2 separate regions of the Mus musculus genome follow, and region 2 is linked to region 1. The links are chromatin loops, found by intact Hi-C in ENCODE. Cell type or tissue: gastrocnemius. All regions are shown on one strand.

Region 1 (2,500 bases):
TCTGAGTAAAAAAGAAATCCATTGTGAATGTTTTGTATACACACACACACACACACACACACACACACACACACACACACTCATCTATATACCTCTGTCTAAAATGTTTTTCTCTAGGGTCGTAGCTAGGTGTGTAGTGCCTGTAGGTCTTTCTGTACAATTTCATCCACATGTATAATGCATTCTGATCACACTGCCACACTTACTACTCTATCCTCTCTACCTTTTGACTATTTCCCTTCCTTTTTGCAATTATCTGCTAAGTCTGTATTAGTGTGTGCATGTGTCTATGTGTGTGTGTGTTTGTGTGTGTCTCTGTGTGTGTTTGTGTGTGTGTGTGAGAGAGAGAGAAAGAGACAGAGACAGACAGAGATAGAGCGATAGAGAGATAGAGAAACAACTGTATACTGTAACCACTTGCACAGGCCTGGGAATAGGACTATCCATTGGAGTTTAGGAAGCTCACTAGTGGTCAAACCACTGATAACAATGACTGCCCCCCCTCGGTATCCATGGACAGTCCGCAGTAGTTTTCCAAGAAGGGCAGAATTGCATGAGCCATTCCTTATCCTGTCTGGCAGTCAGGTCCAGTGTAGGCAATCACAGCTGTAATGAGGTCACAGCCATTTCATGTTCAGAAGATAGTTTTTTGTGACCCATTTTCCCTCCAACCAGCTCCTATCTGATTTTCCTCCTCTCTTGTGTTGTGTTCCTTGATCCCCTGAGAGAGTGCAGATAGAGCCAGGCATTCGATGTTTTATGTCAACCGACATGGTTCTCTGCGTTTATTGCAGTTGGCTACACAAAGAAATTCTCTAATGAAGGCTGAGAGCAAAACTTATAATCCATTGGTATAAACAAAAGTATGTATAAGGTGGGTTAAAAAACATATCCATTTAGTTAAAGAAAGTAGCAATTTCTTCCATACAAAATATGGCCCTCCTAGCCATAGGCTTTTGAAGAAATTTACAGTGTTCGGTACTGTTTTTTCCCCCTGTACAACAGGCTTTAAATCCAGTCAGAAGGTAGAAGATCACCTTTATAACACTGGGCACGTTTTCCCTGTAGGTCACTATTGTAACATAGGAGGCCTATCATTTATGTAAAAAGTATTGATGAATTTTGCCCCCTAGTGTCCTGTGTAGCACCTTTCAGTCAGAAGGGAGGAAGCTCCATATTCAGTTCCAGTTTGAGTTTGCTCTGCCTTTGTGACCAAAGCTGTGGTGACCTCAGCTATATGATCTAGTTCTGCTGGGCAATCAAGAGCAATGGCAACAGCCTATGCTGTCTTGAGGGCTCCATTGGCCTCAAGATCAACAACTCCTAGGAATGTGTCCCACACTAGCACAGGGTCTTTTTGTTTGATTGCTCTTGACTTCTGAGATCAGCATTATCTAAGTATACATGACATCTCTATTTAAACAATTTAAAACATGTTTTATGAATGGTTTTGACAGTAAATTTCTTTACTGACTGTGTGTATGTGTGTGTGCATGCTAATGTGTGGAGATCAAGGGACAGCCTGCAGGAGTTTCCAGTATCTGAATCCCAGGGATCAAACTCAGGCCACCAGCCTTGGCAGTGAGTGCCTTAATCTGCTGAGCCATCTCAGTGGCCCTCAGAGATTTTCTTTTCTTCTTTTAAAAGTAGCTTCTAAACTAGTGGATTTCCACATGTCTCCTGTATAATCTTCAGTTTTGTTTAGCTGTCCCCCACCTCTCTCCTAATCTCTTTTTGGTTGTTGGTTTATTTCCATTGACAATGGTGGGTGTCTTTCTAAGTTTCTTATATTTACAACTTTCCCCAGAGAGACCCAACAAACATCATCAAAAAGAATTGCCACACTCATGGAAAATTTGAGAGTCACCCCCAACCCCCATGGAACATTTTAATAGCATCTAAAAAAATCTGCAGACATGTAATCAATAGGGATAGAAAGGGCATTTTTCCAGAATTCTCAGTGATTGATGACTGTGTTGTGTGGGCATAAGCATACAATTGGATTTATTCACCTGTATATTGTGTTGTGTAGGGAATCCATCCTAACAGTTTATTATGAGCACTGCCTGGCAGATGAGCAGATTAGAGGCTTTCCACTGAGGTGAGTCAGCCATAGTTGGTGCTAGAATCTCCAATTATGACTGAGTCTGAGACACCAAGTTAGGTTGGGACTGTGTCAGATGAGCAATGAACAACGAAAGGAGGTTCCCAACCCTATAGTCTGTCTTCAAACACAAATGATTGAAACTCTCTCGTTAGGATCACTTGAGGATTCTGGTTTTGACCTACTTATTTTGACTTGAAATTCTCATCAATAGCAAGAGAGGATGAATTGAGTTGTTTTTATTTTTTTCTAATGTAAGATGACATATATAGCTTGAAATTGTCAGAAGTGAAACTTTATAGTGGACTCATATTGTTCATTGTGAATGTGTAATAAAGGAAGAGCCAGACTGGCCAGTTGGGGCACGGCAGACTTCCTTCCTTCCTTCCTTCCTTC
Region 2 (2,500 bases), 45 kb after region 1:
ATACCTAATAAATACCTCACTAACTGAATCCAAGAACACATCAAAACGATCATTCATCAAGTTTAAGTAGGCTTCATTCCAGGGATGCAGGGATGGTTTAATATATGGAAATTCATCAACATAATCCACTATAAGACCAAACTCAAAGACAAAAACCACATGATCATCTTGTTAGATGCTGAGAAAGCATTTGGCATAATCTATCACCCATTCATGATAAAAGACTTGGGAAGATCAGGAATTCAAGGCCCATACCTAAACATAATAAGAGCAATAGAGAGCAAACCAGTAGCCAACATTGAAATAAATGGAGAGAAAGTTGAAGCAATCCCACTAAAATTAGGGAATAGACAAGGCTGCCTATTTTCTTTCTACGTATTCTATATAGTACTCGAAGTCTGGGCCAGAGCATTTAGACAACAAATGGAGATCAAGGGGATACAAATTTGAAAGGAAGAAGTCAAAATATCACTTTTTGCAGATGATATGATAGTATATATAAGTGACCATAAAATTTCCACCAAGGAACTCCTTAACCTGATAAACAGGTTCAGTGAAGTAGGTTGATATAAAATTAACTCAAACAAATCAGTGGTATTTCTTTTCACAAAGAATAAACAGGTTGAGAAAGAAATTGGGGAAACATTACCCTTCACAAAAATCACAAATAATATAAAATACCTAGGTGTGACTCTAACTAAGGAAGTGGAAGATCTGTATGATAAGAACTTCAAGTCGCTGAAGAAAGAAATCGAAGAAGTTTTCAGAAGATGGAAAGATCTCCCATGCTCATGGATTGGAAAGATGAACATAGTCAAAATGGCTATCTTGCTGAAAGCAATCTACAGATTCAATGCAATCCCCATCAAAATTCCAACTCAATTCTTCACCAAGTTAGAAAGAGCAATTTGCAAATTCATCTGGAATAACAAAAAACCTACGAGAGCAAGAACTCTTCTCAACAATAAAAGAACCTCAGGGGAATCAGATTCTCTTTGTGCTTTGGAGCTGGAAACTTTGCACTGAGAAACTTGGCTAAAGCACTTTGGTTTTACACTGGAGTGTGAAGATGACTGCTCGGAGCAGTGTGCTCCTTCCTTCATTGTTGATTTACAAGTAAACAGATCTGGACTCTGTCCTGAGCTTGCCCTTGGAAGGATTGTGGAATAGTTCTGTTCTGTTTCATGCTGTTCATTCAGAAGTGGAGGTTTAGCTTTTTTTTTTCCTTTTCCTTTTTCTGTCTTTCAGTTACACAGGCAACTAGCACATTTTCATGCATCTGTGACTAGTGAGAGATGTCAAGCAATAATCTTGATTGCTTTTCTCGAAGATATGTTTATGATCGACGTCACTGGAGATTTTAAAACCGGTACCCAGGGTAATTGTTCCAGAAGTGACGATAGAAAATAGATAGAGGAGTGTCAGAGGGAGAAGCATCTTGTGAGCTTATGACTAGGCTTAAAAAATATTTACGATATATTCCACTTTAAGATATTCTCATTGACAGGATTTCCCAAGGTCCCTACATTCCCACTTTAGAGATATATTGTGGCAGCAAAGAAATATTGTGGCTATAAGACAAATTATAGCTGGGTGTGGTGGCGCACGCCTTTAATCCCAGCACTCGAAAGGCAGAGGCAGGCGGATTTCTGAGTTCGAGGCAGCCTGGTCTACAAAGTGAGTTCCAGGAGAGCCAGGGTTATATCGAGAAACCCTGTCTTGAAAAACAAAAACAAAACAAAACAAAACGAAAAGACAAGTTATGTATTAATTCTCCATTTGTTTTTCTTTTAACTCTAGTTAAGGAGGATGATGCAACATCAGCTGGAAAGAGATTAGCAGAGAAAAGGCCAAGGGTAAAAGGGCATTTGGAAAAAGAACAGAAAATATCTTCTGCCTTTAGTCCATCTGAGGCAACAGACAGTGCTTTGTGACAGAGGCTTACAGGGTCCCTTAGTGGGGCACAGCTCTTTAGGTGTGCAACCTGTGTCAGGGCTCCACATATTCTACAGATGGCAGCACATCGGCGTTGGCTTCTCATGAGCTTCCTTTTCCTTGAGGTTATTCTCTTGGAGGCTGCAAAAATCCTGACTATATCTACACTGAGTAAGTTCTTGTTGGGAATGTAGAGCCTTGTGAGACTGTAATGCCTGGGTTAACATGTTTCACAAAAATGACACATAGTTGACCATGCATGAGGTTTTTCTACCTAGGTGTGGACCACACCTGGGGCAGGGGCTATGGAGTGTGTGTAAAGTTGTGCTTAGAGAGGACTCTACCCAAGGGAGAGAACAGCAGTAGATGGTGATATAATGTGATGTGGAAACAGAAGGAGGAATGCAGGGGGGGGTGGGGTTGTAAGAAAGGCTTCTCTACTGGGGTTTTAGTTGTGAGTGGGTGGGAGGCAGATCAGGAAAAGTGATCTGCCTATTCATCCAACAAAGGGAGCAGTGAACATTTCTTGATTTTTCTGGGTAGGCTAACATTCATAAACCTTTTG

The links. Hi-C counts contacts between places; a loop is a spot of excess contacts. Peaks named below come from ENCODE experiments on the same cell type or tissue, not always from the same donor. Only the 100,000 strongest peaks of a DNase experiment are listed, where the experiment ranks them.
Region 2: a loop joins it to region 1, with 2.4 times the contacts of the local background. A loop is called at or near these places in 12 of 42 quality-filtered maps.

What each region holds. Positions count from the first base shown.
Region 1 is chr15:9,288,720-9,291,219 of GRCm38, forward strand. All of the region lies in intron 2 of Ugt3a1 (UDP glycosyltransferases 3 family, polypeptide A1), which reads left to right. Among named protein-coding and RNA genes, the nearest start is that of Ugt3a1, 10 kb to the left of the region's middle. In gastrocnemius, a CTCF peak has its summit at 1,134 (motif pointing left); no DNase peak of the experiment used is centred here.
Region 2 is chr15:9,333,683-9,336,182 of GRCm38, forward strand. Ugt3a2 (UDP glycosyltransferases 3 family, polypeptide A2) reads left to right here and starts at 1,916. Exons shown (of 7, transcript NM_144845.3): 1 at 1,916-2,106. The coding sequence starts at 2,013. In gastrocnemius, no CTCF peak of the experiment used is centred here; no DNase peak of the experiment used is centred here.